Regions from separate parts of the Homo sapiens genome. Here all the other regions are linked to region 2. A link is a contact called in ENCODE Hi-C or POLR2A ChIA-PET data. All regions are on one chromosome and are shown on one strand. The core of a region is the stretch at or near the end of the contact, and the rest is flanking DNA. Distances in the headings are between cores, read along the strand shown.

Region 1 (2,830 bases), core at 203-2,702, 73 kb before region 2:
CAGATATAAGTTGATTCTGTCCACCAATGACATAACTTATTTTTCTTTTTATTCAACAATGAAACAATTTTTTTTTTTTGAGACGGAGTTTCACGTTGTTGCCCAGGCTGGAGTGCAATGACACGATCTCATCTCACTGCAACCTCTGCCTCAGCCTCCCAAGTAGCTGGGATTACAGGCATGCACCACCACACCCTGCTAATTTTGTATTTTAAGTAGAGACGGGGTTTCCCATGTTGGTCAGGCTGTCTCGAACTCCTGACCTCAGGTGATCCGCCCGCCTCGGCCTCCCAAAGTGCTGGGATTGCAGGTGTGAGCCACTGCACCCGGCAACAATTTTTTATTGTTGTTGAGTCAGTCTCTTTTTCGCCCAGGCTGGAGTGCAGTGGCGCGATCTCGGCTCACTGCAACTTCCGCCTCCTGGGTTCAAGCAATTCTCCTGCCTCAGCTTCCCAACCAAGTAGCTAGGATTGCAGGCGTGCACCACCACGGCTGGCTAATTTTTTTTTTTTTTTTTTTTTTTTTGAGACGGAGTCTTGCTCTGTTGCCAGGCTGGAGTGCAGTGGCGTGGATCTCAGCTCACTGCAGCCTCCGCCTCCTGGGTTCAAGTGATTCTCCTGCCTCAGCCTCCCAAGTAGCTGGGACTACAGGCGCATGCCACCATGCCTGGGTAATTTTTGTATTTTTAGTAGAGACAGGGTTTCACCCTGTTGGCCAGGATGGTCTCGATCTCCTGACTTCATGATCCACCCACCTCGGCCTCTCAAAGTGCTGGGATTACAGGCATGAGCCACCTCACCCAGCCAACAACTTCTAATAGTTGAATACTCCTTACCCCTCATCTCAGTAATCACTTTAATACTCATCCCAGGGCTGACCATGTTAATATGCTGAGAGTTTAAAAGGGCAAAACTCAGGAAAAGCAAGTTTTGTTTTTTTCTTCTGATTTTCTGATTGGAAGAAAAGCAAGTTCTTCCTTGCAACCCTCAGTGTAGGCCTGTGGGTTATTAATCTTAAGACGTCTCTAAAATTGTAACCTTTCAGTGAAGGAGGGACTGGGGGCTCTTGTTCAGCTGTGATGGGGAAAAAGAGGGCAAGTTCACAAGCATTGGTCTCAGGCACTCCTCCACCCCTCCCCTTGCACCAGCGCACAGCAAGCAGAGAATCTGGGAGCGAGGGCCTTAGGCCTTAACATATAAAGGGGTGTTTCCCAGCGATTAATTTCCCTTTTGCTCCCGCAGGCTTTAGGCTTAGCCATAGATTCACCAAGTTACCAAGAATCTAGTGTCTAGCTCTTGGAAATGCTGAAAGATACTGGAAGACAATAAGCTTGTAGCTGACTGACTGAAAGAGGAACAAAACCAAAACATGTACCCTTGTGAAACCCCAGAATTATAAGTGAAACATGATTCACTGTTCCCATGTAACTCAGAGACCTTTGGCGGATGTTCTTTATGCTTTCCTAGAAAAGTGAACTGACAGGCCTGTGTTTTCTGTTCATGTCTCAGAGGAATGACTCATAGTATATTCATGTACTGGGGCTCAGCTGGTAGTTCTACCAGGAGAGAGAGAGATTATTACTGCAAGTAAGATTCTGAGACCTGTTAGGAGCTGTGATTTTGTGACAATATTAACCAGGGAGGTTCTAGTAGGGAATCTGTATACTGCCTGTGTACCTACAATACATCATGGCAGATGAAGGAACAAGTGACTAGGGTTCTTTCTGAAAGTGCTGCTATGTTTCTGCAGACTTGGACCTTATCTAACCTCTGTTCATCCCACATGTAACTGAGTAACATTCTGCTTCCAACACCTTTACTCTAGGTTTACCCAAGAATAATGTGAAGCCTCCAGAAGCAAATGCTTTTTATTTATTTTATTTTTTTGAGATGGAGTCTTGCTCTGCCACCCAAGCTAAAGTGCTATGGTGCGATATTGGCTTACTGTAACTTCCACCTCCTGGGTTCAAGCAATTCTCCTGCCTCAGCCTCTCATGTAGCTGGGATTACAGGCGCCCACCACCACGCCCGGCTAATTTTTGTATTTTTGGTAGAGACAGGGTTTCACCATGTTGGCCAGGCTGGTCTCGAACTCCTGACCTCAGGTGATCTGCCCACCCTGGCCTCCCCAAGTCCTGGGATTACAGGTGTGGGTCACTGCGCCCGGCTGCAAATGCTTTTTAAATGTTCTTCTCTCAGCTCGCCTCTGATCCCCAAAATGTCCTGACCGTGTCCTCAGAAGGCCCAATGGCCTCACAGAGCCTCAGGGGGCTGGGGTTATGCAGGAAAATAAGACTTTCCACAAGACCCACGCTACTGTTCTTTCTCAAGTCCTTTCAAATATTAGCAATACCCACTGGGCAATGGGTACACGGGGCCTGGCACTCACAGCTCTGGGTGTTGACTCTGCCTTAGGGCCCTCCTAAGCACCCTGTGGGCCCCAAAGCTCAAGCTCCTGATCACTGTCTCCACCGCCTTCACGTCCTCCAGCCAGGCCACTTCCCTGGAGCATTCTCCAGACAGCAGAGGAGACCTGCTGCCTCGGAGAGGGGTCTACTGCAGCCAATCTCCAGGCCAGGCCACCTTTTTAGCCAACCCCATGCCATTAAAAAAAAAAAATTAAATTGTGGTAAAATACACATAACATAAAATGTACCATCATAACTCTTTTTAGGTGTACAGTTCGGTAGTGCCAAGCACATTCACATTGTGCAATCATGACCACCATCCATCTCCAGAACTCTGTACAGCCCCAGAACTGAAACTCTGGCCCCATTCAACACGAACTTCCCACTTCCCTCCCTCCACCACCGCAACCACCATTCTACTTC
Region 2 (2,700 bases), core at 46-2,545:
CCATTGATTATTTCCTTTTATATGCAGAAGTTTTTAAGTTTGATGTAGTCCCATTTGTCTACTTTTGTTTTTGTTGTCTGTGCTTTTGGTGTCATAGCCAATAAATCATTGCCAAGTCCAATATCATGAAGATTTCCCCTATGTTTTTGAGGGGAAAAATCTCAAACCGTTTTTCCTCTGCTCTCATGCCACAACAATAAACACAGAAGACTTCTGTGACCAAATGCGTAGTGATTTCTCCCCATTAACAAGAAGGCAATCAATTCTGCAGCAGACACTGGTTGGGTATCCTCCTATTTAATTCTGACACTGTCTACCTGGAGATAGCATCAGATCCTGATACAACACCTAAACAAAATTTATTTAGGCAGTTAGTGAGGATAAAAGAGTCCTCAGTAAGGTTTGCCTTTTAATAAAAAGAAGCCCCAAATCATTTCTTTTCTAACAAAAAGAGCCTGAAAACTCAAGCTGCAAACATAGATAAGCAAACTGGAAGCTTGCATAGGCGAATGCCAGCAGCTGTGCCAATAGGAAAGGGATACTTGGAAGTCAGGTATATTCAATATTGAAGTTCCCTTTTCCCTTTTCTTTGTTGCCACGTGTGCAGTAAAAAAGCAGGCAACAAGGCCTGGGCTAGGTAGAGGTGCCATTTGCATAATAACAGATGAGGGTGGGATGGCCAGCCTCTTCCTGTGCTATGTAAATGGAACACCTGGTCCAACCAATCCTCTGTGCCCTACGTAAATAAGACACCGCTTCCTCAAGCTCATCTATAAAAGCAACCGCATCTCGCTGTAAACCCGGAAACCTGTTCGGGACTCCTTCCTCTGCACAGGGAAGGTCTCTTCTTTCTTTTGCCTGCTAAACTTCCGCTCTTGAACCCACTCCTTTTGTGTCCCCATCCTCGATTTCCTTGGCGTGGGGCAACAAACCACACGTATTACCCCAGACAACCATGCTGCTTCAATCTCACAGGTTGAGAGCTCATTCCCACAAGACTGCCCCCTTATTTCCGATGCCAATTGCAAGCCCCAGGTTTTACCTGTTATGACTGAATGACTATAAATTGAGGGTCCCATGGCCCCCTCCTTGTGTTCAACTGATTTGCTAGATTGCCTAACAGAACTAGAGGAAACACTAACTTATGTTTACCGGTTTATTATGAAGGCTATTACAAAGGATACAGATGAAGAGATACATAGGATAAGGTATGTGAGAAGGACTGCAGAGATTCTATGCCCTTCCCAGCAGCCTCTGCATGTTCAGCTATCAGGAAGCTCTCTACTAAAAATAGAAAAATTAGTTGGGCGTGGTGGCAGGCGCCTGTAATCCCAGCTATTCAGCAGGCTGAGGCAGGAGAATTGCTTGAACCTGGGAGGTGAAAGTTGGAGTGAGCCGAGATCGCCCCACCGCACTCCAGCCTGGGCGACAAGAGCAAAACTCTGTCTCAAAAAAAAAAAAAAAAAAAAAAAAAAAGGAAGTAGTGACACGAAACACTGTCTCCACACTCCACCCTTATAACCTCCAGCTGGCACCCTGAATGGTCTGGCCTCTCCCTGGGGGCGGATAGGGCAGGAGACACTAAAGTATTAATTATCTTTTTTGATCATGGCTGTAACTGTTCTGCGCCATCTTCAACAGGTGAGACTAAGGAGGGAATCACAGCTAGTCATCTCAGCCAGGCCAGTAGGGGGCGCAGTGCAGTGATCATTCCCTGGGGCCAAGGCTGTCTCCTTGCAGGTTCATCTCAGCTCTGCAGCAATGCCTACTTCTTTCCATCCGCTCCGAGGCTGTTACTAAGTATGTGGAGCTCCTTTTCAACAACTCGCTTACTACAAAGTCCTGCTCATTAAAAGGCGAAGGTGGTAGTGGTAGAGGACTAGATGGGCTAAGTATTTGCTCAACTGCTCTATCTTGCTTTGTAACTACCAAACCATTTCTGGGTGAGATCATGGGGACACCAGATTCTTCACATCCTTTCCTCATTTGCTCAAGACGAGATAATCACAAACAGAACTTTAAGAAACCACCTGTATAAACATACTTGGCGTATCTTCTGGGAATGGAATTATTGAATAGTAACCGATTGTCAGCCTGAACAGGGTGACTTGTTGCCCTCCAGTGGTAAATTCAATCAGTGTTTGTACCGTCAACGTCCCCGCTCAATCACCGTTAAACACTTAGGCAACCAAGTGTCAGCCACAAAGTTAAAAAACAGTCCTTGTTTTCATGGAGCTTGCCAAATAAATATAAGCAAATGGTATAAAATCCCTTCCCTAGGGAGCATGCTAGACACACCCGCAGGTACAGACACAGATGGGGCATGATGACTTCTCCACGTGTATGCAGTGGAGTTCTTTTAGGGAGATTTCAGAGTGGATGATGTACTTTTATACTACAACATTTAGAATAATCTCTCTAAGTACAATTCCAGAATATTAAAAGTATTATAAAATTTGGGAATAGACAACAGAGTCAAGTACACAAAAAGCCTATTATATATTTAAGGACTATGTTTAGAAAAAAGGGTCCTTTTACTGGAAAGATAGGAAAATAGGTTTTTCTTCTTAACTTTGATGTATCCAGAAAATCTGGGAGGGAGGCTCAAGGGTGGTGAGTCACTGTGAGACGTAATGTTTAATTTAATCCAGCTATTGAGTGATAAAATTTTTCAACTTCCTCCCTTTTCTCAAGACCTTA
Region 3 (2,716 bases), core at 90-2,589, 120 kb after region 2:
AGGCCTGTCCCAGACTAGGCCAGGCAGCTTTCTGGTGTCCCACCAGAGTAAAGAAAAGTGAACATAAACCATCAATATGGTCAATAGACCTTTGGATTCCTGTCCTCAGATAACAGGACTTTTAAACATTCAGACTGACTGAATTAGAGAAATCATTGCCTAACCCATACACAAGAATTATTTTGTATGTGAGGTTCTGACCTGTAGAAATTGGCTTTGATGACACATACAAGCTTTGTCAAAATAGATTTGGATTATTAAAGTATTCAACTGAATTAAAAATGGATGTGTGATGGTGTTTTGTCTTTGGCTTTTTAAGGCTCTGAATAAGAAACGCAGAGAGAAGGAGAGGTAGATAGGAAAAGGGAGAGGGAGAGACAGAGAGAGAGAAAAGATCACCTCTCCCCATATAACAGAACAATAATATGTTTACCAAGAGAAAATGAAATATCAAACCAACCTCATGATTGTATACAGCAATGTATAGTGAGTTGGTACAATGGAGTGGTTTTTTAATTCCCATGATAAGATGGACCGGAAATTTCGCAATGATATCTTGAAAGTGCAAGATTCATCTGTGTAATCTAAAGAGAAGAAGAAAAAGGGCATTGAAATTTGGAACCCACAGTTGTATTCTGGCCACTGTTCAGTCATTTCTTGGGATCTAGAACCCACACCTCTGGCAGATAACCTCTCCAGAGAGCCCTGGTGTCTTGAAAACAGGAAGTCTACAGGACATGGGAAATAAATTAGTAAGTCAATTAACGAGCAACATATTGTCAGGGCAGGCAAGCATGGGAAACAGGGACTGTGCACTGTGTAAGGAGAGTCTGGACAGAAGGGCTTCTCCGATGCCCTTGGACTGTCCCTCCATGGTTCACTGGACCAAAATAACCCAGGCCATCCCAGCCCACATGATGCACTTCCTTTCACTCTCCCCTACCCATTCTCCCTCCCCAAGCCGTTCTCTCAACTCTGCTCCCAGCTCCTCCATGAAGTCCTCCTTAAGTAGCTCAGCCCGCTGCAAATTTTCCTTCCTCTGGATTCCCCAGCTCACTTATTCCCTGGATCACAGAGAGCAGGGGAGTATAACATGAGCCCAGACTGGCCCTTTCTAAGCATTTAAGCCCCACAACAATGCTGAAGTAGGCACTATGAAAAGATTCATTTTACAGACTGTGAAACTGAGTTGAATTATACAATGTCATGTAGGTGGGAAGTGGCAGTGATAAATGAGACATTAAAGCCAGACTTGCCAAATTCTGCCTTATACGGTTAAATTTTTAAAGATCACTGAAGTTTCCTGTGGTTAGGACTCAGGCCTTTGTTTCTCAACTGCCAACTCTTCACCCCCAACCAACACTTAGCACAAGGTTGGACACATATTTAATACTTAGTGAAGTTTTGTGGACAGATTTATATACGTAGGAAGAAGTTTAGTTAAAAAAAAATTATTGTCCTTTGTCTGGAATCATCAGGGTGGAAGAATGTAAATTAAAGAGTAAATATTTCTGGGCCATTTTTTATTTGGCACAGTCTGTGTCTCCTCATTCTTTTATTAGTGAGATTATTAAGAGTTTGAATATTCTTTAAAGAAGTTTAAAAATGATCTCTAGTGTTCATTTCTTAGACTAGTTTTGTATCTCTCAAAAAACCAGAGTTAGCTCATTTTAGCTCCTTTTACAGAGAAAGAATCCCAATAAAACAGGCAACAGATGTACAATCAGAAATCAAATCTCCCACATTTTATACCTCTGAATGGTTGCCCCAACACTTTCACTCTTATACAAAATTTAGTGAAGCCAAAAAACATCTCTTACCAGGCGAATCATATGAAATACCAAACACGAGGCTGATATACACTAGAAGGAAGAAAACACATTAGAGAGGCAATAGTTTTATCTGGGCTCAACTTGCAATGATTACTCTAAGTCTGACATTCTTTAACACACATTTATTGGTATCAGATTGAGATTTTTCTTGTGCCAAAAAAATGCCCACATAGATGGTTTTTACTCTACATTGGTGCCAGCAGCACATGGTGCAAGGACTGTGATCTGAGATAAAATAAGATCCATTTGGGAGCTGACACTAACAACAATATGTACGGTCCCTGTTCTGCCCTGCTTTTTCCACTTAAAAATATATCTGGGGCCGGGCGTCGTGGCTCACGTCTGTAATCCCAGCACTTTGGGAGGCCGAGGTGGGTGGATCACACAAGGTCAGGATTCGAGATCAGCCTGGCCAACACGGCAAAACCCTGTCTCTACTAAAAATACAAAAAATTAGCTGGGTGTGGTGGTGCACACCTGCAGTCCCAACTACTTGGGAGGCTAAGGCAGGAGAATAGCTCGAACCCAGGAGGCGGAGGCTGCAGTGAGGTGAGATCGCTCACTGCATTCCAGCCTGGGTGACAGAGGGAGACTCTGTCTAAAAAAAAAAAAAATGGCTGGACACAGTGGCTCATACCTGTAACCCCAGCATTCTGGGAGGCCAAGGCGGTGGATCACTTGAGGTCAGCAATGTGAGACCAGCATGGCCAACATGGTGAAACCTTGTCTCTACTAAAAATACAAAAATTAGCCGGGCATGGTGGCGGGTGCCTGTAATCCCGTCTACTTGGGAGGCTAAGGCAGGAGAATCGCTTGAACCCAGGAGGTGGAGGCTGCAGTGAGCTGAGCTCACACCCTGCACTCCAGCCTGGGCAACAGAGTGA

What was found. A loop is a pair of places that touch in the nucleus more often than their neighbours do. ChIA-PET counts read pairs that join two places held with the same protein, here RNA polymerase II (POLR2A). Pooled maps may share reads with other maps.
Region 1: a map of ascending aorta shows a loop between it and region 2 (5-fold over the local background). The contact joins two enhancer-like sites. A Hi-C loop is called at or near these places in 65 of 168 maps with a recorded cell type or tissue (A673, B cell, CD14-positive monocyte and 47 more), 37 of 37 single-sample maps with no recorded cell type and 44 of 50 pooled maps. POLR2A ChIA-PET finds 5 or more read pairs at or near these places in 29 of 52 experiments (AG04449, B cell, BJ and 23 more).
Region 3: a loop to region 2 is called in a pooled map, with 2.6 times the contacts of the local background. The contact joins two enhancer-like sites. A Hi-C loop is called at or near these places in 3 of 168 maps with a recorded cell type or tissue (CD4-positive, alpha-beta T cell, heart left ventricle and naive thymus-derived CD4-positive, alpha-beta T cell), 1 of 37 single-sample maps with no recorded cell type and 9 of 50 pooled maps. POLR2A ChIA-PET finds 5 or more read pairs at or near these places in 13 of 52 experiments (B cell, CD4-positive, alpha-beta T cell, CD4-positive, alpha-beta memory T cell and 9 more).

The regions. Positions count from the first base shown.
Region 1 is chr21:33,433,578-33,436,407 of GRCh38, reverse strand. The region is part of intron 6 of IFNGR2 (interferon gamma receptor 2); the gene reads right to left. It also overlaps a transcript of TMEM50B not described here. Among named protein-coding and RNA genes, the nearest start is that of IFNGR2, 32 kb to the right of the region's middle. Within about 2 kb of position 1,452, at least 11 of the 41 ENCODE cell types and tissues checked have a DNase peak (open chromatin) inside an H3K27ac peak, as active enhancers do; they include B cell, CD14-positive monocyte, GM12878 and 5 more, where a contact is called at or near this core.
Region 2 is chr21:33,360,411-33,363,110 of GRCh38, reverse strand. No RefSeq gene overlaps it. Among named protein-coding and RNA genes, the nearest start is that of IFNAR1, 37 kb to the right of the region's middle. RefSeq lists a silencer at 1,594-1,888. Within about 2 kb of position 1,295, at least 31 of the 41 ENCODE cell types and tissues checked have a DNase peak (open chromatin) inside an H3K27ac peak, as active enhancers do; they include B cell, CD14-positive monocyte, GM12878 and 5 more, where a contact is called at or near this core.
Region 3 is chr21:33,242,819-33,245,534 of GRCh38, reverse strand. It overlaps IFNAR2-IL10RB (IFNAR2-IL10RB readthrough), which reads right to left. Exons shown (of 13, transcript NM_001414505.1): 3 at 1,821-1,862; 4 at 461-584. IFNAR2 (interferon alpha and beta receptor subunit 2) reads right to left here. Exons shown (of 9, transcript NM_001289125.3): 3 at 1,821-1,862; 4 at 461-584. Among named protein-coding and RNA genes, the nearest start is that of IFNAR2-IL10RB, 14 kb to the right of the region's middle. RefSeq lists an enhancer at 1-104. Within about 2 kb of position 1,339, at least 3 of the 41 ENCODE cell types and tissues checked have a DNase peak (open chromatin) inside an H3K27ac peak, as active enhancers do.